Regions from separate parts of the Mus musculus genome. Here all the other regions are linked to region 2. The links are chromatin loops, found by intact Hi-C in ENCODE. Cell type or tissue: heart. All regions are shown on one strand. Links, peaks and the distances in the headings refer to the core of each region. The heading gives the core; the rest is flanking DNA.

What was found. Hi-C counts contacts between places; a loop is a spot of excess contacts. Peaks named below come from ENCODE experiments on the same cell type or tissue, not always from the same donor. Only the 100,000 strongest peaks of a DNase experiment are listed, where the experiment ranks them.
Region 1: a loop joins it to region 2, with 9 times the contacts of the local background. A loop is called at or near these places in 20 of 42 quality-filtered maps.
Region 3: a loop joins it to region 2, with 2.5 times the contacts of the local background. A loop is called at or near these places in 2 of 42 quality-filtered maps.

The regions. Positions count from the first base shown.
Region 1 is chr8:93,929,097-93,936,435 of GRCm38, reverse strand. The region is part of intron 3 of Gnao1 (guanine nucleotide binding protein, alpha O); the gene reads right to left. Among named protein-coding and RNA genes, the nearest start is that of Amfr, 80 kb to the left of the region's middle. In heart, for the core only: a CTCF peak has its summit at 3,320 (motif pointing right); a DNase peak (open chromatin) is centred at 3,325.
Region 2 is chr8:93,657,533-93,664,871 of GRCm38, reverse strand. Gm26843 (a long non-coding RNA gene) reads left to right here. Exons shown (of 10, transcript XR_003947433.1): 4 at 6,469-6,623. Among named protein-coding and RNA genes, the nearest start is that of Gm30606, 59 kb to the left of the region's middle. In heart, for the core only: a CTCF peak has its summit at 2,950 (motif pointing left); a DNase peak (open chromatin) is centred at 2,951; H3K4me3 peaks cover 689 bases; H3K27ac peaks cover 891 bases.
Region 3 is chr8:94,195,161-94,202,499 of GRCm38, reverse strand. No RefSeq gene overlaps it. Among named protein-coding and RNA genes, the nearest start is that of Gm39228, 15 kb to the right of the region's middle. In heart, for the core only: a CTCF peak has its summit at 2,825 (motif pointing right); no DNase peak of the experiment used is centred there.

The DNA of each region.
Region 1 (7,339 bases), core at 1,176-5,175, 270 kb before region 2:
AGAAGATGGCATAGTCGGCCATCACTGGGAAGAGAGGCCCTTGGTCTTGTGAAGATTATATGCCCCAGTAAAGGGCAATGCCAGGACCAAGAAGCAGGAGTGGGTGGGTAGGAGAACAGGGCAGGGGGAGAGTATAGGGAACTTTCAGGATAGCATTTGAAATTTGAAATGTATATAAAGAAAATATCTAATAAAATAGCTCTGTTGTTGCTGTCAAAAAGATATATATATATTGATTATTCACATAGTTTTATATCTAAAAACATACATGTTACACATAAGCATATATGCAAATATATTGAAATATTCTGCATAACAACAACAAAAGAATCCCAAAGCCTGCAGGAGTGTGGAGTGGCCACTGATGAAGGCACAGCCAAGACAGGGATAGATCAATGTTGAAAAAATAAGCCAGTGCCTGGATTCTATTGTGCCAGCAACCATGTGTGCCACTGGGCTTCCTGGCAGAGTTTCCTGCTCCCCTCGTTTGTTAAATTTAAAGGGACACGCTGTTTGGATGGTAACTTTATGTTTGAACTGGTATTTTAATAGTCGTGGCTGTTGTAACTCCTAACCAACTAGGCTCAAATTACGGCTTCTGTGAAGATCCCTTTCCCATGGCTGTAGCCCACAGCACTCTTCTGGCATCTGAGTGCCCTCTTCTCTAACTGTGGACAGCACTCTGGACTTGGTATCTCCATTCTGTAAAGTTTCTTGCCTGAATGGCTCCTTATTCTCCCCGAGTGCTGGGATGGCACGCCAGTGTTAGGGGCTGGCTATGTGCTGGACTGGAGAGTACAGCAGAACTCAGCTGGTAGTCCTGGAAGAAGTTTGTAGACCTGTGGCTGCCTGGGCTTGAGGGGAGGAGCCCCTTACTGTCTGTACCACCATCCTACTGTCCTGAGGCTGGCTGTGGAGCAGAAACAGAAGGGAAGTGTTGTTTTCTCCCACTGGAGAGAGACTATAACCATTCTTCTTTTTTAAAAATTTTTTTATTTTTTTGGTTTTTCGAGACAGGGTTTCTCTGTATAGCTCTGGCTGTCCTGGAACTCACTTTGTAGACCAGGCTGGCCTCGAACTCAGAAATCCGCCTGCCTCTGCCTCCCGAAGTGCTGGGATTAAAGGCGTTCGCCCCCATGCCTGGCTGACTATAACCATTCTTGCTCTGTGGAAAGGCCGGGATGGGTGGGCCCAGACTTGGTCTCAACCTAGGCTCCCAGTGTAAGCAGTGGTACAGTGTCCTTGCTATGAATGGGGAGGGGATGGCAACATCCTTGTTTTCTCCACAGGGTCGCCGTGTGAAACGACAGGACACACAGCGTAGGACAGCTGGGCTAGCATCTCCCCGGCGGATGGGCATGCGTTTTCCCACCTCTTGAGCTGCTATGGGCATGCAGAGTGAGCAGGACGGCCACAGTGACAGGGGCCAGGGAGGTCAGTCAGGACCCTCCTCAGGAACAGCTGGAACTTCAGGGCTGAATATCAATAGTCAAGCACTGCTCTTATATATTTAGGGTCAGGGGTTGGGAGAAGCTGTGGCTTCTAGAAGTTATCAGCAAGATACCTTTTTTTTTTTTTTTTTTTTTTTTTTTTTTTTTTTTTTTTTTTAATCACACCAATAACAAAGAAACAGCATGGCCATTCTTACTGTTTTAAATAGTATATCCTTTCTGCTTAAATGGCTCTTACTCCTAATGTAGAAATACAAATGGACGGAAGGAATGCAGTGTGGATGAGAATCACTTTGGAGGACCTGAGGGCTCTAGACGACTCCTTGTAGAGACCTGTGCATGACAGCAGGTGGTGAGCAGGAGATGGGGGGATGCAGCTTGGCCACGTTCCCCAGAAGCAGGCTGCCTTAGGCCCTTGCTGGGGTGCAGAGAATGCCCAGGGTGGTATCAGGGTAGTGACGCCCTCGAACTGGAGGCACAAAGTAGATGCCCTTCTATGAAGGATGGGCTAAGACCAAGGGCTGCAGGGTAGATCCTGAGCACGTGTTGCAAGCAGCACTCAGACCTTGTGTCAGGTCAGCCTGTGCGACAGCATGTTGGTTGTTGTACCAGAGTTGTCTCCAGCTGGTGTCTAGAGCTAGAATCCACTAAGGGAGAGAGTTGTAAGTTCCTAGGGCCCAGTGAGGACCTGTCCACTGTGCATATTGGCTCCCACTTGCTGGGCCACAGGCAGCCTCTATGCCGACTTCTGCTCCAAAGTCTCAGAGATGTACTGATACTTGTCTGCATCCCAGGGTGAGCATTGGTAATGGTCAAGCGAAGTCAACTCTGGCCTCATATCTTCCACCCCAACACCATCTGCTCCAGGAGCTTACAAGGTGCCAGACACATTCATTGCTTGAAGGCAGGTAGGCAAACCGCACCTCTCAAGAGCAGAGGTACAAAAGGTAACAGCGGAAAGGAATAGGCATCTTCAGTTGGTGTACTGGCTAGTTTTGTGTCAACTTGACACAGCTGGAGTTATCACAGAGAAAGGAGCTTCAGTTGAAGAAATGCCTCCATGAGATCCAACTGTAAGGCATTTTCTCAATTAGTGATCAAGGGGGAAAGGCCCCTTGTGGGTGGGACCATCTCTGGGCTGGTAGTCTTGGTTTTATAAGAGAGCAGGCTGAGCAAGCCAGAGGAGGCAAGCCAGTAAAGAACATCCCTCCATGGCCTCTGCATCAGCTCCTGCTTTCTGACCTGCTTGAGTTCCAGTCCTGACTTCCTTTGGTGATGAACAGCAACATGGAAGTGTAAGCCAAATAAACCCTTTCCTCCCCAACTGCTTCTTGATCATGGTGTTTGTGCAGGAATAGAAACCCTGACTAAGACAGTTGGTGACCCAGGTTCAAGTACTGGCCCTGAGCCTTTTTGCCAGTGGCCTTGGACAGACCACATGCCCGGCTAGAGCCTCTGCTCTCCTCCTGGCACCCAGTGACAAGGCTATTTGTGCAGATGAGCTGGGCTGAAGATGTGACAAAGCTCTGCAGCATGAAAGAGCCCTGCAAATGCTAGTTATTATGAGCAGAGATGAAGCGCCTCAGACACAAACAACAAGCTGACATAAATAAGCCTGCTTTGTACAAGACTTTCCAGGCAGGCATGATAATCTTGATAACAATAATCATAGTAATTATAATAATAACCCCTTCCATCTGAGTAGCTGCTTTGGATCGTTCAGAGTTTTCCTCCATCTCTAATCTTTGAGGCCAAGTGAAATGGAAGTGCGAACATGGGCGTGTGTCCCCTCCTACCCCCCCAGCTCTCCAGCTGCAGCCAAGGCCATTGGCCCCACCTTGCCCCATGGGCTGCAGTTGTCTCCATCACCACCAGAGGGCAGGAGAGCACAGACCAACAAGAGGAACCCGGTGCCACAGACTGGGCAGGGTAGGGCCCCGCCCAGTGTGCCAGGGTTATTTATTGGACTGCTGGCTTGCAGCTATGGGGCAAAGGGCAGAGACCCCAGATGCTGAGACCCTACCAAGACACTGCGGTTCCAGCAGGCAGAGAGCATTAGGGTGGCATTCTGAAAACTGCCAGCCACACCTGGCTGAGGCCTGTACAGGAGAAAGCAACGACATTTCCTTCACTCCCAAAGTCTTCTGCTCTACACCTGAGCCTTAGAACTCAGCCCGTCAAGGGGAAGCAGTGGCCTGCTCCCTCCCATCCCCAGCAGAGTCTGCTTTTCTGATCCCTGCTCTATTTGTGGCCTTCAGTAGAAGTGGCACCCACCACCATCCATTGTAGACATGATGGCACGTCTTTGGCAATAGCAGTAACTGAGACAGACCCGGTACTTGGTGACTGGGACTACTTAAGATGTACTTTGAGCTTAAGGCTCTGAGCTATACCTATGCCTGCAGCACGCTGTCAGCTCACAGGCTCTCTGGGGTTGCAGGGCTGTGTGTGTCCACCATTTACTGTGGGGGAGAGAAACTTCATGATTCCCTCCAAGACGATGCAGCAAAATGGTGAATTTGGCAATTTACAGCCCAGCCTTCTCTCTCCAGTTAAGACAGTGCCCCTGCCCTACAAGCCTGCTGGTCTTCCATACCCCTGTCCTCCACACAACCCTCTTCTAGATATCAATGGGACCTGGGATCAAGGATGGGACCTGGAAGCTAAGCAGCCTGTGGATGTTCCCCTGGCACATGGGTGGGCCTGGGCTCACACAGGGTGCTGGTCTCCCTCATGAGGCAGTGTGGGGTTCTGTGGTGGAGCAGCTATGGCAAGGGGAAATGCTTCCTGCAGAGTTTCTCAGTGAGCTGCAAATCTGGAGCCCCACTAGCGCCTGTGTGAATCATGTACAAGGGACTTGGTGGAGGCAAGAACAGGTGCAGGGGCGGTGGGGGGGGGGCAGGGGCAGGGGACAGGGGGCAGGATGGGATCATCAAATGCAGGATGGAGGCCCTGGTCACTTTGTTAGCAGCAGTGTAGACGGTGCAACCTTCATGGGCAGTGGTGTGTGTCACCCAGCTTCTACGGGTTCCAAGCACAGTAACTAATGGTATTCGCTCACAGCTCCAGCCATTTACCCTCTGGGGCTCCAGTTCATCTCCTGATGCTCTTCTCTCCTGGGTGGGTGCAGACCCTCTCTGAGCTGTGGAGGCATCAAGCAGGCTCCATTCACTCACAAATCAGCTTTGCTGAACAAGACAAAATTTCCAACTCATGCTGCCCTCCACCCCCACCCTGTGTCCTCTCTTCTGAGCCCAGTGTTTTAAGAAAGGACAAAGGAACTCAAATCGGATGGACAGAATTTCTAAGAAATGAACAAGAGCAGATTCAGATTATCCTCAGAGAGCTTGGTCAAAGAGAGAAAAGTGATAATGGCCAACCTCATAGCCTCAGAATACAGAGCAACAAAGATGAATGGTTTAATTAGGGTTGCCTCGCCAGCAGATATTAGCAACCCAATTAGGGAAGAGAAAAGATGGATTCTGGGACTCCACACACGCGATGGGGCAGGCAGAGGCAGGATGTGAGGCTAATAGTTTGGCAGACTGGTGCCTCTCTCCAGATCATTCACGGGCACCCCTCACAGACCCAGTTTCTGTACCATTCATCAGAGTGGTCAGACACTTCCACGCTGGACCAGTGAGATGGCTCAGTGGGCAAAGCTCTTGCTGCCAAGCTTGACGACTTGAGTTTGATCCTTGGGACCCACTTGGTACAAGTAGAAATCACCTTCCAAATGTTGTCCTCTGACTCCACATGTAACACACACAGACACACACAGACACACTTTCAACAAATAAATAATGAAGCCAGGCATGGTGGCGCACGCCTTTAATCCCAGTGCTTGGGAGGCAGAGGCAGGTGAATTTCTGAGTTTGAGGCCAGCCTGGTCTACAGAGTGAGCTCCAGGACAGCCAGAGCTACACAGAGAAACCCTGTCTCAAAAAACAAAAACAAAAACAACCCCTCCAAAAAAATCCCCAAATAAATAATGAATAAATACATAAACAAACAAACAAATAAATAAATGTAAAAAGAAAAAGAAAAAAGAGGGTTGGGGTAGGAGGACCCAGACCTCTGAGCCAACCTGGACAACTCAGTAAGACCCCATACCAGAGTGAAGGAGTAGGGTGAAGGTGTACCTTAATGGGAGAGCTTTCCCCACCCTGGTTTTTTTTTTTTGTTTTGTTTTTTTTGTTGTTGTTGTTTTGTTTTTGTTATTGTTTTTCAAGACAGAGACAGGGTTTCTCCTTGAACTGGAGTTACAGATGATTGTGAGAGCTGGGAATTGAACTTGGGTCTTCTGAAAGAGCAGTCAGTGCTCTTAACTGCTGAGCTATCTCTCCAACTTCCTAGTTCTAACCTCTAATGCAATTACACATTAAATCTAATGCACACAAGCACAGATGAGGTACGTCTGAAAACTAGTAGACCAGGCTATTCTTTCCCCAACACCTTCATAACTTCTGCCCAAGTCCTGCGTCAGCCGGTGACTAATACTAGTTTTCTTATACACATCTTTGTACTTTATAAATGTCATATTCCTATGGAAAATGGAGAATCTGTATAAAGCAGTCTAAATCAAAGGCGCCCATAAAAATAACCACAGTGACAGCAGAATGCTATTTTATTTTTAATTTAAGCAGGGCCCCATGGTCTGGTGCAGGCTCCCAGCCTGAGGCCCTTCATTCACTCCGTGTCAGGGTCTCTGGGCCTCGGGTGTTATGGGTGCATGAGCGTCTGCCTGAGACTCAACATGAGAGGCTGAAGAAGAGAGGTGTGCTCTCTAATGTAGACCCTGCTATTACACCCTTGTGACTCTGTTCCTCTGGCCCAATCCCATCTCACAGACTGGTGGCATGTGCCTCAAGGGGCTCTGAGTAGATCTTACAGGACCTCCAGTCAGCTGTGGGAAGTATAGCTGCTGAGGCTCCATCTGCCGAGGTGTGGCGGACAGTCTCACGGGTTGAGAGCAAGGCTGTAAGCTACAGCCAGCACTTGGGGAGTCTCAGGCAGGTGCATGTGGTTGCCAGATGTCGATACTGCGAGTTTTCCTTAACCATTTCTACTTTATTCTTTTGAGACAGAGTCTCTCAGCAAGCCAGAAGCTTACTGGTTGAGCGGTTCTCAGGTTCTCAAGATTGTGTGGATGGAGCTGTCTCCCCAGCCTGTGGACTTCATTTCTTTAAAAGGCACCAAATGATGCCACTTCCTCTACTTTATTATCAGAGAAACTGATGTAGGTTGGGTTCCAAGATTTGAATGTCACTTGGCCAGTAGGGAGCCCTACCCTTGGCTCCAGAGCAACACCACAGGCCACATACAGCACCACTTCCCACTGTGGTCTGTCTTGTCTTTCTAGGCCTGGTAAAGGAGGTGTGGCCATGACCCAGGGGAGAGGTGGATGGGAGCCTGCCTCATCCAGTTCCCTCTGGACAGGTCTTTTGCAGGAAAAGCTGGCACCTGGGAGGCTCTCTTGCTGTCACCACTGCTCTCCTCAGCCCTGCCCTAAGAGATCAGAGTTCCTGGAAGGCCTGGGCGGTGCCTACCCTGGAGACCCAGGGTTAGTGTGTTGACTCCAGCAGTGTTTACATGAGGCAGGTGGGGTGGTGACAGGTGTAAAAAACAAGGATGACAAATAGTCCTATCAGCTACAACACAGGTGAGGGAGAGAGGCAGCTGTGGCCGAGTACCAGCTGGGTCAGGCCGAGGTCGCAGCCCATTGCCCTGGGTGAGGTAGGAGGGGGAGGCCATGGAGGTGCCAGGGTTCGATGCCCATTCCCTGGGCTCTTGAGTGGCAAGGAGGAAGGAGGGACAGGCAGCACCCTGCAGTGTCTAGGCCAGCCCAGGGGCAGCTGGATAGAGCTGTTTCATAGTGGGTGCCACTG
Region 2 (7,339 bases), core at 1,155-5,154:
CAACTACTCCTTTCCTCAGTAAAGGCAGTGATGCCATGAACACCTGCAGCTATGACAACCTGATACTGAGCATCCTTGCCATCAGGGGCCCAGAGGTCATTCGACCCAGAGGGTCCTCAACATTTAGTTGTTTCAGAGCAGATCATTGCAAAAGATCCTTTAGGACTGACAAAATTGCTGTTTGTTTGTTCGTTTATTCACGTATTTATTGCCAACTTTTTATTTTGCTAAGTTAAGGCACTGAAAACAAAATACAACCCAGGCACCATTTATCTGCACCATTGTGTAACTTGTTTTAAATGATAACAAGCTGGAGGGATGGCTCAGAAGTAAGAGCACGTGTTCTGCTTGGAAGGATCGAGGCTCAGTTTTCAGCACCCATGTGGCCTCACAGCCACCTGTGACTCATTCCGGAGGATCTGACACCCTCTTCTGGACTTTGAGGTCACTAGGCACATATGTGGTACATATACATGTATGTTAGCAAAATGAACATTTTTCATTTCATACACATGAAATGAAAATAGATCTTTAAACAAAGGTTTTGCATTTTATATACAGAACAGACCTGAAATAAAGCCAAGGGTAGTTATTATGGTGAGAGTATTGGCTTAAGAGGAGTTTGCTTCACAGCCTTAATCTTGCTTCATTAAATTCTAGTTACACAGTAGTCAGCGTCCAAGGCAAGGTCAAAAGCAATTGAGCCTTGGAGAAGGGAATGTCTTTGGCTCTGGTTATTGAGTTAGCAGAGCTGAGACCAGAATCTATTCTAAGGATGTCTGCTCATATTGCTATATAATGCTCTGGTGACAGACCTGGCACCCCTGTTCTTCCCAGCTAACATGTATGGATCAGAGCCACTGGGAATGGCTGCCAGTACCCTAGCCGAGGTCAAGCTTACTTAGAATGGCCACCGTGGTAATCCCCAGACCAATGGCTCTGTTAGGTGGAATCATCTTTAGGCAGGCATTGCTGTGTATACCTGTAGACTCCCGACTTGAGAGTTGAGGCAGCAGGATGGTGACCTCAAGGGCAGCCTGGGCCACATAGTAAGGCCTTGCCTAACAACAAACAAAGAGGTAAAAATCTAGAACTTCTAGCAACAATGGAATATGGAGTCCTATTGTGTGGGTAGAGGGGAACTGTAGTTGTACCATATAGGAGTGTATCCCTGTTCTGTCCCACTAGGACACTGTACTTTGAACATTAAAAAAAAAAAAAAAAAACCTGTAAAGGGTTAATTTTCTGATTATCCCCTGTGAAGTCCAAGTGTCTTCCCTTACCATGTTGTTAATTTTAATAAGTCAACGGATTGGCCAATTCTCTTGGAAAGGGTTCCATTGAGGAGAGTTTACATAATTCTCTTGGAGAGGGAAGAAAACAGACTTTCAGATGCATTATCAATAAGTAGGGCATTTGAGCCCCGAGATAGAATGTGGACAAGATGTGCAGAGCTTTTGGGTGCAGATGCTCAAGTCAATGCGTAAAGGAGGTGGGGCAGCCATGGTTTTGGCAGTGAGTGTTTCCTCAGGACCAGTGTGGGACTTTTGAAGGGCAGGGCCTACATCCAACTTGAATCTCAAGTCTACCCAAAATGGTCAGATCCCCTACTGGAGGTAAAGAACAGCCAGGAAGCAAACACAGGAAGGCACACACTCTACTCCTCTGCTGAAGGGCAGGGCCATGACCTAGTGTTTCCTAGCACAGGACTGGCCCTTATAGATAGTAACACCTAATTTGTTGAGACAAAGTGTCTTTTAGGGACCCAAAGGCATTCCCCTACATTGCAATCAAGTGGAGATCTGGAGTAAACCAGGGCAGTTTTGTGGGGGCGGGGTTGAGGAGCCTGGGAGTGGTCAGGAGGGACTGTCTGCCACGAAGCCATTGGATAGCTGCCCTGAAAATGGGTCGTGAAGGTGCCCTGGATGGGGAGGAGAAACACAGAGCAGAAATGTCATCAACCTCATAATTTGGCTGTTTCCCTAGCCCATCCCTCTTAAACCTATTTCCTGCAGCCAAACTGCAGGTTTAATATCCCAGCTGTAGATCCCTCTGGACACTCTGGCTCCTTTGGGATCCTACCTACCAGAGGTAAAAAAGACCGAAGGAATCCAGTTTCCTTTCAAGTCATCATCCGACTTCATTTTTGACCTGTTTCCTCATTCTAATTTAGTCAAATAAACCCACATACCTTAAAACGGTGCCCTGGACCACCGAGGTGCCATTACTCATTTAAGCACTGGCTGAAGAAAGGAAAGAAGCGAGCTCTTAGCTCTGCCAAGTTCCTACCCTGCAGCACCTCGGTCTCACTGGACTAGAAGTGGGACAGGACACCCCCCCCCCCCCTGCCTGTCGCTGAATGACGAAGGAGGCTGAGAAACCCACAGCCACAGAGGCTAAAGTATGAACAGAATGCTGAGGCCAGAGTCCATGTTTTCTTTTGGGGAGGGAGGAGTTAGAGGCAACTGGAGCACATGGTTAAAAGCAACAAGCCCCAAGCATCATCAGCCGGTGTCAGAGTTGGGCCTAGAACAGAATACTTCACTGAATCACACTGACTCTCCAAGTGCCTGGTGAAATGGACTCATGGCCCCCTAACTTTAAGCAACAGTCTTATTTTGGAGAAACAGGAAGTGGTCAATTTAGATGCTAAATGGTATAAGTAATTCATGGGGATTACGTTGGACAACGCTTGCTATTATGTTGCGTCTGCATGAGAGAGCCAACAGCGACTCTATTAACAATAATATATGGCGGCATGTGCCTCCCCGCGTCTCCATGCCTGTGTGCGTAAATATTTAAATTGGGGTGAAGGGATCACGGCGTCTGGGGAGAAGGAGGACGGGCAGGAGGGCTCAGCTCAGATCCAGGCTCCTGAGCTCTGAACACACCCAGCAGAACCTCCCCTCCGCGCTAGGTATGGGTCGAGATGAGCTCACCACTGCCCTCTGCTGTACGGAGGTGAATCTGCTCCTTGGCAGCTTCCCCTTGGCCAGGGTGGAGGTGGGTACTGAGTAAAAAGCTGCACACCAGCTGATCTGTGTCTCTTGAGGTCACACCCCGCCCCCTCCCCGACATCTTTGACATTCTTAGCGGCAGGCTAGGTAGGGCAGGAGCACCTGGTGCTCCGGGGCTCAATTGTGAGTAAAGTCAGCCATTGCCCCGCCCCCCCCCCCCCCCCCCCAGGCCCAGTCTGAAGAGGCTGAAAGTTCTGGCAATTCTATCTTTTATCTTTCTGGCTTTACTGGGGGGTCAAAGCTCAGAATATCAGAATGCTTCTTAAAGGTAAAGCTCCCTCTTGCCTTGGGCTAGTTCTCATTTGTAGGCACAGAGATTTGGGAGAAGAAGCCAGAAGACTACTTTCCTGAAAGAGGTCGTGTCCCCCCCAACCCCCCCCCCCCCGCGCGCGCCTTGCAGGATTTGTTGGCTGAATTCCCATGAGTCACCTCACATGATCTTTATAAACCTGTGTGTTACGTAGAATGGTAATTATTCTCATTTAAGAGATGGGGAAGGGAAGGCCTGGCAAGTTTGTTGCCTTTTGATTGATTTGGAGGTGATTCGCTAAGACAGAAAATGTTCCTCCGGTTGGAATGAAATTCATCAGGCGTTAGATGAAAACAAATTAAACTTCAAAGTAGCAACAAACAAGGCATTCAGTAATTAACTGGGTGATACGAGGGCAAAGCTTATTGCAGTTCCTTGAGTCTCATTCCCGATATCTCGGAGGCCCCAGCTTATGGCTGACTCTGAGATCTAAGATATGTCTCTTTTTAATGGGGTCACCAGGGAGCCTCATGGCAGAGACTTACTTAACTAACATTTTTCTTTATATGATAAAAATGTTTATGAATTTTTGGTCTCAAGTTTAAAATAAGCTATCCTAATCTATAAAGTTAGGGCAACAGTTATTGCTGCTTCCATTTTGATGCTGCTGAAGTTGAATTCAGAAGAGCCACCCGACCTTCGGCAATAGGTGTCCGCTTTGGTGTTCCTTCTGTGTCAGGCTTTCTGTTAGCCCAGGGAATACAGTAGTGGCCAAAGCACATCTGGTTTTGGTGCCCAGGAAGCGCATAGCCAAGCAGGGAAGAGAGACACACAGAACACTGCCCATTTGAGTATATAGAGACTGTATCCTGTGTCGAGTGCCACGGACTGGGACCAGGCACTGTGGACTCTAAGGGCGGGGCTTTGTCTAGCCAAGGCTTCAAGAGACACTTGCCTGGAATCCACAGGCTTTGCGGAGTTGGCCTAGCACCAGGTGCAGAGTAGTCAGGGCAGAGAGGTATTGTGAAGGTCCCGAAGAAATGAGTTGTTTGGGACATTCAGTGACCCAAGAAACCCAATATAGCTGGAGTATAGAGAACAAAGAGAGAATGGCCCAAGGTGTGGTTGGTGGGATCTGCATGGCAGAAGTTAATTTTTTAGCCGAAAAAATACAGCTTGTTAAGGCACAGTGGAGATTAAAACAGTCCGTATTTTTTTTTCCTTCGGGAGTTGCTATTTCTTCTCCCACTTTGCTACTCTGTTTTCAAACGCTGGTTGTTCAGGACCATAGCTCCTCCCATCCCAGGCTCTGCTCGGGCTGTGCTCCCCACAGCGCAATGGCTTCCACCTGCAGCCCCAGGTAAAAACGCTACTAACTCCTTCATAGACACACACATTTTAACGGATGAGGTCAATGAGGCAGATGATGCCAGCAAGTGGTGGGGTCTTCACACACTGAAGCATGCCCCTCTGCCCCCCACGCGCCATGTTCAAGCCCAGCACTGTCTGACAGAAAAGCCTACACTGGGACAGTACTCTGACCTCACTGTCTAATAGAATAGCGACTAGTCATACCTAGCTGCTGTAATCTGGAACTGGAGATTTTCAGTTAATTTTAACTTAAACTTACATAGTGCTGTGGTTTGAACGTGATTTGTCCTCCATGGGTTCCTGTGCCTGAACCCTTGGTCCCTAGGTGGTGGTGCAAGTTTGAAAAGGTGAACCCTTTAAGAGGTAGAGCCTCTCTGGTGGCAGTCCATCACTAGGGGTGGGCCTTGAGGCGTTACAGATTAGACCCACTTCCTATACATTCTCTGCCTCATGTTTCTGCCACCTTGTCTCCACTTCCACGATGGATTGTATCCCTTCTCTAAACCCAAATAGCCCCTTCCTCTTTTAATGTGCTTTTGGTCGGGCATTTGGTCAGTGAGGAGAAAAGAAGCCAATACACACAGCCCTCGTAGCTAGTAGGGAAGCACAGTGGGTAGCACAGCCCATGCTATTTCTTTGCATCACGGAATATGGACCCAAGACTGCCAGGTATTTTCAAGAGAAGCAAAAAAAAAAAAAAAAAAAAAAAAAAAAAAAAAAAAAAATCACTGAATTCTAAGTTGAAATTTTCTAATTTAAAAGTACTGGCAACAATTCAAAGTTTCAATATACACAGTGGTTACTTATGCCTTTAGGAAGATAGAATAGATACATTCTTATATTCTTTACATTCTTTAAATGCACATATATATGTATATATGTACATGTATGCATATCTATGCATATATGGGGATGTGGTGCTTTGTAGAATATATATGTACATATATGTATGTTTATATATACATATAGTACACACATTCATGTATATACACATATGTACACATATTCATGTTTATATACAAATATGTAATAGAAGATGATTCTGAACAGTGGAAATAAGAAAGCAAGATTTTAGAACCTGTTATGGTCTGGATCATAAATGCCCCCACTGGCTTATAAGCCTACACCTCAGTCTTTGGCCTTTAGCACTATTGGGAGTGATGGAAACTTTAGGAGGTGGGGTCTAGTACAAGGCAAGGAAGTCAGGGTACCAGGCAGGCTCTTAAAGTGAGGTATAAGGGACTTTGGCCCTTTCCTCCTCTCTCTGCTTTTTTCCTAGCTACCAAGGATGAACAGTTTTGCTTTAACCCATGATGATCCTCCCTACTTGCTCAAAACAAGACAGCCAAGTGACTTTGAAGTCATGAACCGAAATAAAACCTCCTTCCTTTCGATCTGTTCATCTCAGACACAATGTCAAGGCAATAGAAATCTAGGGGCCACGGGATCCAGGATAAGACCCGGGGATGAGCTCGCTAGGTTTTCTTCTTATGTCACATATTCTAGGTGGGAAACCAAAGAGCACACCAGAAACCCCAACAGGCATGGAAAAGCTGAGTCCCAATGGAAGCTTTCTCTTTCTGGCCAAACACTGGGAAGGGAAACTATCCCTCGGCACAAGCAGCTTTCAGACAGAATAACTCAAGTCAAATATTATGAAAAACTGTGTAGCTCCTCTCCCACCCATGCTAGGGAAGGGCCAGGCTTTCGTCCACAGAGGCAGCAGCAGCTCTGCTTAGACCTCATCAGACAAAACCAAGAGGAGAACTGCAACTCGCCTTTTGTGAACGTAGGAGAAACAACCAACCATGCCTCCCTTTTCTCCCACAGGCAACTCTGCCAGTAGTGGAGACCACTTGGGGAACGTGTGCACGTGGGCTTTCTCTTCTGTTTGCAGCAGTGAGGATGCCCTTCCCTTTTTGCTGGGCTGGTGCTGGAGAGGTTGCAGAAAGGAAGGACTCCCCAGCGGCATACCCATTGGCAAGGTATGTATGGGTAATGTTACTACTAAGTGATTGTTAATAAGTAGAAGACCATGCAAAAATAAACCCAGAAGCAGTATGCACAAAAGATATGATTTGAAAAAAAAATAGTTCCAGGAAGGCCATGAGACAGGAGGATATTGGGCAAAAAGAAAGACTGTAGGAAGAAGGAAACAGTGAATCAAGGATGGCCGCAGTCATTTTCTATATCCAACACAGTGTTGTGCTGGGACCACACAATAGTGTCTTAAGACAGAAAAAGGAAATAAAAAGAAATCGCATAAAGGAAGAAAAGTTGTCCTTTGTAGGCAGCATGACTGACTCTTTGAAAGCTCTTAAGGAATCTACCAAGCCAAGGCAAATATACTCCGTGTCCTAATAAATGAATTAAGCTAGGTCACCAGAAATCAAATAAACATTAAAGGCTTCTAGCAGTGGCCACATGGACAGTGAAGCTGAAAAATGTAAGATACAGTCACCCAAAGGTAGAATATTTGGGTGTGAATCGAATAAAACATAGACAGGACTAAATTCTGAGTGCTGAGGAAGACAACAAAGACCCCATAAATAGAGACAAGCATACCTCTGGATTAGAAACTTAGCGCATTAGAGCTTCACTTCATCCCAAACTGATATATTGACATACAGGTTTAACAAAATTCCTATCAGTATTTATACAATACTTCTTTTCTTTTCCATTTGTGTGTATGTGTGTGAGA
Region 3 (7,339 bases), core at 1,176-5,175, 540 kb before region 2:
ATGGGGTCCTAATTTGCTTTCTACTCCTAAGATAAAACACCATTACTAAAAACAAGCTGGGGAGGAAAAGTTTCTTTCAGCTAACTGGTCACAGTCCATCACAGAGGGAAGCCAGGGCAGGAACTCAAGGCAGGAACCTGGAATTAGAATTGACACCGAGGTTATGGGAACACAGCTCGCTGGCTTGTCCCCCAGGGTTAGATAAAATCACCCAGGACCACCTACCCTGAAATATCTCCTTCCACAGTAGTTGGGCCTTCCCACATAAATTAGAACAATCCAATGGATGCATTTTCTTTTTTCTTCCTTTTTAAAAAAGATTTATTTATTTTATGCATATGTGTACACTGCAGCTGTCTTCAGACACATCAGAAGAGGGCCTTGGGTCCCATTGTTGAACTCAGGGCCTCAGGAAGAGCAGTCAGTGCTCTTAACCACTGAGCCATCTCTCTAGCTCTTGAAGCAGGATCTTTCTCTGTCACCCAGGCTGACCTCAAACACCTAGCTTAAACATCTATAATAGCATCTGGTGATTTGACAACATTTCTTGTGTTTTAATTTTTATTTTATGTGTACTGGTGTTTTGCCGGCATGTGTGTCTGTGTGAGGTTGTTGGATCCCCTAGAACGGAATTACAGGCAGGTGTGAGCTGCCATTTAAACGCTTGGAGTTGAACCAGGGTCTTCTGGAAGAGCAGCCAGTGCTTGTAACCACTGAGCTATTTGTCCAGGCTCTTGACCACATTTCTTCACAGCAGGTATCAGAACATAATTTTTTAAAGATTATTTTTGTTTTGTGGGGGAGGGGGGAATGGGGGTGTCGTGGAGGAGGAATTAGAGTGGGCAAGTGAGCTTCCTGAGTAAGGTCCACCGTAATGCACAGCTGCAATGGGTGTGCCTCGGAGAGGCACGGCCCCCCTTGGGGTTTGTCCCTGGATTGCTTCTTGATGGTGCTGTGCCTTCTCATGTTTTATAGACATCCTGTATCTAGCTAGCATGGTGTGAACGGGCATGGGAAGAACCTCACTGCCCCTAGCCTGGTGTGATTGTCCTCCATGAAGTCCTCTCTATTGGGCAATTTTCCTGAAGATCAGTATGAAGATGAACTTGCATCGAATAATGCTGTTTAAATGAATTGATGACTTTACAGAAGCCCTGCTTTAATGTAAACAATTTTCGGAAGTCAGGGTAGGAAGACTCGGGAGATGGTTTAGATTGTTTTGCCAGAAAAATATAACAAAGATAGAAATAACCGTGGAAATTGCCCCCCTCTTTGTAGAGATGAGAGGGCTGTACAGGCTAGAGATGAAACACAGTGAGCTCAGGCACATACGTGTGCTTGTGAGGTTTGAGCAGGTTAATGATCAAAGAAAACGTTCCCCCTGGTTTGGGTCTGAGTTCCTTGATCTTGTGATGTAAGGCTGTGGTCACCGGTTTCAAGTGTGCACCACGAAGGGACAGGGTTATGAACGAAGAGTAAAGGATCCTATTTCCTCTGAGTGTAAGAGTAGGGAGGAGACGAGTAGCCAGACTAGCTAAATGAGGCTTCAAAAAATAAGACGGAATATAATGACTTATTTCTTGGTAAATACAGACTGTCCTCAGCTAGCATAGGGAACACTCGCTACAGTAGACTTGGCTTGCTTAAACTTTGTTAATCGATGACAAAAGAATTATTGCCAGGCTGGTGAGATGGCTCAGGGGGTAAGAGCACCCGACTGCTCTTCCAAAGGTTCGGAGTTCAAATCCCAGCAACCACATGGTGGCTCACACCCATCCGTAACAAGATCTGACTCCCTCTTCTGGAGTGTCTGAAGACAGCTACAGTGTACTTACATATAATAAATAAATAAATCCTAAAAAAAAAAATTATTGCCTTAGGGTTCAGATGGATTTGTGGAAGGAAAGATAGACAGGAAGTGTTTAGTTAGGTGTGCGTTTCAATGGAAGAAGACATAATTAGTAACCATGTTGCCATTTCCCTTTGTATAATAATGTTAATCTGTTTTCCAAGAATATGTTTTTGTGCTGATTTTTTTAAAAGATTTATTCAACTCAAGTATGTAAGTACACAGTTCCTCTCTTCAGACACACCAGAAGAGGGCATCAGATCCTTTACAGATGGTTGTGAGCCACCATGTCATTTCGTTGCTGGGAATTGAACTCAGGACCTCTAGAAGAGTAGTCAGTGCTCTTAACTGCTGAGCCATCTCCCCAGCCCCTGATTTTTTTTTTTTTTTTGAGACTATGTAACTTGTCCTATAAGTTGATCTTTTTTCTTAAGAAGAGTTTTTTTTTTCTGGGGTGGTATAAAAAAAGCTAAGAGAAAAAATAAAGTTGTTGGAGCCCTGATTCATCCACCAATTGTGTGTTTGTGAGTGTGTGTGTGTGTGTGTGTGTGTGTGTGGTGTGTATGATCCTGCTTCAAAAGCAAAAGCTAACTAAACAAGCAAAGAAAACAGGCCTTCTATATCAAATATCCCCAGTTTAAAGCATCCTAAATATGTCACATCCGGTCTAGATGTTTGAGGAAATTCTCAAAAACATTCTCAGGGTCAGGAATTAGAGTTGTGCTCTGACCTCCGAAGGAAGGAAAGATGGATGTCCTTAAACAAACAAAAATGCAAAAATGAGCGTTGGGGAAATTGGCAGTGGATGCTTAGAGGAGCCCACAACTCAGAAGTCTTTCCCCAGGGGCAGTGTGTATGTCTGTCGTGCTAAGCTTGGGAGCCTCGGCACAGTATCCAGCATTCGAGGAGAGCTTCATTCACTTGTCAACTCTAAATTGCAATTTCCCCAGCTTGCAATGAAAAGAATTAACCAGCAGGTGGCAGCAAATGCCCAACAAATGGAGTCAATCCCTGCTTCAACTTTCAAGATGCTTGGATCTGCACTGTCCTGCAGGATAACCATGGTTAAATTATGCAGCTGAAATTTTCTTTTGAGATAAAATTTTATGTATTCAAGGCTGACCTCAGATATGTTATGCAGACAAAGATCAAGGTGCTGAACTGATCAAAGTACTGAACGTTCTGAGTGCTGGGATTACAGGCATCCATGTGTTGCGATAGTCTCCGGTACTGTTTGAGGGTGATATGATATAGCAATGTGCTGTCTCACATCTCTCTCCAAGTTTGTTTAGTAACATCACGTTGGTAGTGAGAAATTGGGCAATACTGGTAAGAGCTGTGTGATAGAGCATCTGCCTACTGTGTGTGTGAGACCCGGGTTCCATCCCCAGCACAGGAGCGAAGAGTGGGTGAGAGTGGGTGTACTGGCTAGTTTTGTGTCAACTTGACACAGCTGGAGTTATCACAGGGAAAGGAGCTTCAGTTGAGGAAATGCCTCCATGAGATCCAACTGTAAGGCATTTTCTCAATTAGTGATCAAGGGGGAAAGGCCCCTTGTGGGTGGGACCATCTCTGGACTGGCAGTCTTGGGTTCTATAAGAGAACAGGCTGAGCAAGCTAGTAAGGAACATCCCTCCATGGCCTCTGCATCAGCTCCTGCTTCCTGACCTGCTTGAGTTCCAGTTCTGACTTCCTTGGTGATGAACAGCAGTATGGAAGTGTAAGCCGAATAAACCCTTTCCTCCCCAACTTGCTTCTTGGTCATGATGTTTGTGCAGGAATAGAAACCCTGACTAAGGGGCTGGAGATGGCTCAGCGGTTAAGAGCACTGACTGCTCTTCCAAAGGTCCTAAGTTCAATTCCCAGCAACCACATGGTGGATCACAACCATCTGTAACGAGAACTGACGCCCTCTTCTGGTGTGTCTGAAGACAGCTACAGTGTACTTACTTACATATAATAAATAAATCTAAAAAAAAAAAAAAGAAGAAAAAAAAAGAAACCCTGACTAAGACAGTGGGGGACTTAAGGAAATAAATAAATAAATAAGGATTGTCCAGTTGAAGTAAGCTGTCTTCTGGGGTGCACCAGGGATTGGCCAACCAGCTGTCTCACCCTAAGTCTGGATTTGAGAGAGCCGCTCCTGCTGGCCTCTTGAGGTCCTTTTTTACAGGAGAGAGAAATGTTCACTGGGAGAGAGCTGGCTGTGCTACATTGTTGGGAAGATACTATAAAAGGGAGGGAACAGGGGTAGGATGTACATCGCGTGAATGGGGTGCAAAGTTTAGTGTACGGTGAAAAACACGTTTTGCTATTTACATCAGCTCTAAGAAACAAAAACGTTTTGTTTTGTTGTTTTTCTCGAGACAGAAGTTCTCTGTGTAGCCCTGGCTGTCCTGCACTTGCTTTGTAGACCAGGTTGGTCTCCAACTCCCAGTAATCCTCCTGCCTCTCTGCCTTTTGAGTGCTGGGATTAAAGTCATGCACCATTATGCCCAACTCAGGAATGTATTCTTTTTTTATGATGTATTTATTTAATGTATATGAGCATTCTATCAGCATGTATACCTGCATACCAGAAGAGGCCATCAGATCCCAATGTAGATGGATAAGAGCCACCACGAGTTTGCTGGGAATTGAACTCAGTACCTTAGGAAGAACAGGCACTGCTCTTAACTGCTGAGCCATCGCTCCAGTGCCCCAGGGCACTTATTCTCTCTCTTTTTTTAAATATTTATTTATTTTATGTATATGAGTACACTGTTGCAGTCTTCAGACACATCAGAAGAAAGCATCAGATCCCATTACAGATGGTTGTGAGCCACCATGTGTTGGCTGGGAATCAATTCAAGACATCTGGAAGAACAGCCAGTGCTCTTAACCGCTGAGCCATCTCTTCAACCCAGAATTTGTTCTTTTTTTTTTTTTTTTTTTTTAAAGATTTATTTATTTATTATATGCAAGTACACTGTAGCTGTCCTCAGATACTCCAGAAGAGGGCATCAGATTTCGTTACGGATGGTTGTGAGCCACCATGTGGTTGCTGTGATTTGAACTCGGGACCTTCGGAAGAGCAGTCGGCGCTCTTAACCACTGAGCCATCTCGCCAGCCCCCAGAATTTGTTCTTAATTACAAATAGAAACCTTAACTTCCAAGGACTTCACACAAGGACTTATGCTTTAACTACAAACAGAACCCTTAACCTGCACAGGGAAACAGGAATTTATTCTCAACTGTCTCAACTGCAAACAGAACCCTTAACCTGCAAGCCACATTTTCCCCACTTTGGTCTCCCATTAACTTGAAAGGTATATTGTTCCTGTTTTGGTCTCTCTCACACACCTAGACATATCTGGAAAGGGGAGACAGGGCCTCACTAGGTAGGGCTGGCTGGCCTGGAACTTCCTATGTAGACCAGGCTGGCCTTGACCCAGGCCTAGATTCCCTGCCTCTGCTTCACTGTGCTGAGACTGACCAGAGGCACTGTTTTCTATGCCTGGCAAGGAAGGAGAGGTCTTGATTAAGAAAATGCCTCCAGCAGATTGGCCTGTGGGACATTCTCTTGATTAATGATGGATGTAGGAGAGCCCAGACCACTGTAGGGGTGGGGCTGGGCTGCCATTCCGGGCAGGTGGCCCTGGGATCCATAAGAAAGCAAGCTGAGCTAAGCCATGAAGCTCTCTCTGTGAGTTCCAGTCCAGCTAGGGCTACATAGAAAAACCCTGTCTCAAAAACAAAACAACAACAATAACAACACAACCACAACCACCACAACAACCTGATATATGTTATTCATTTGAAAGTAAGATCCTGGGCTGTTGATATAATATAGCTCGGTTGGTAGAATGCTTGCCTATTATCCATGATACCCTGGACTCAATTCCCAGTACTGAAATAACCGTGTTAGCGGCATGGTGACACACACGTGTAATCCCAGCAGTTGAAAAATGGAGGCAGGAGGATGAAAAGTTAAAAGTTGTCCTCAGCAACATAGGAGAGAGGCCCCCTTAGGCTGCACAGTAAGACAGACCTGTCTCAGATGGAACAGCCAGGGAGGGGCTGGGGGCAGTGAGGAGGGTCTATATAATCCCTATATTGAAAAAATATAAACACCCCTTAGAAAAATGGTCACAAACAGAAAATAATGACATGGCACAAAAGAAAGTGTGTGTGTGGGGGGGGGGGGTGTCATGACTCTAGAGGTGGTGGGACACAGGTGAGGCAGATGAACATCTCATGTAACGGCCAACCTTACTGGGAGCCCCAGACAATTTATACTCTGAGGGTTAAGAGAAGTTGCATGAGTAAAGTATCCAATCACTAGGGCAAGCTGCAGGTGACGACAGGCAAGCTGCAGGTGACTGACAGGCAAGCTGCATGCAGCACAAACATGCTTTTCCATAGAGGCATATAAACAAATATCGATAGGCAGATAAGCAATCATCTGAAGTGAACGAACTCCCAACTGCTATACCTGGGAGGGGGAGGAAAACTTAACCCAAGAACAACCCTCTTAATCTTCCCTCTGAAACTTCACAAACCAGGCCTCCATCCTCTGCACTGTTCTCAACATTATCCAAGCTACGATTCCAAGCTCCTACAGAACATCCCACAGAGCTCTTAACACCAAATGGCTCTTCTAGCTCCAAGTTCCAAGGTCCTTCCACAGTCCTCCCCAAAGCATGGTCAGGTTGTCACAGGAATAACCCATTTCTGGTACCAATTTTTCTTTGTCATGTTTTCTATTCCTACACAAACATCATGACCAAGAAGCAAGTTGGGGAGGAAAGGGTTTATTCAGCCTACACTTGCCACATTGCTGATCATCACCAAAGGAAGTCAGGACTGGAACTCAAGCAGGTCAGGAAGCAGGAGCCGATGCAGAGGCCATGGAGGGGTGCTGCTTACTGGATGGCACCACTCACAATGGACCCTTTCCCCCTTGATCACTAATTGAGAAAATGTCTTACAGCTGGATCTCATGGAGGCATCTCCTCACCTGAAGCTCCTTTCTCTGTGATAATTCCAGTCTGTGTCAAGTTCACACACACACACACACAAAACCAGCCAGTACAATTGACCCCTTGTCAACTTGACACACAAACTCATCACTATCAACCCTTACTTTCTTATTTATCCTCAAGATGCTGTTCTTAAGAAACTGAGGTCATAGCCGGGCAGTGGCGGCACACTCCTTTAATCCCAGCACTTGGGAGGCAGAGGCAGGTGGATTTCTGAGTTTGAGGCCAGTCTGGTCTACAGAGTGAGTTCCAGGACAGCCTGGGCAATACAGAGAAACCCTCTCTTGAAAAAATTAAAAAGAAAGAAAGAAAGAAAGAAAGAAAGAAAGAAAGAAAGAAAGAAAGAAGGAAGGAAGGAAGGAAGGAAGGAAGGAAGGAAGAAAGAGAAAAGAAACTGAGGTCAGAAGACTCTTGTTTTGATTTCTTGGAGTATTTTTTTTTTAAACAAGCACTGAGAAATCACCTCAC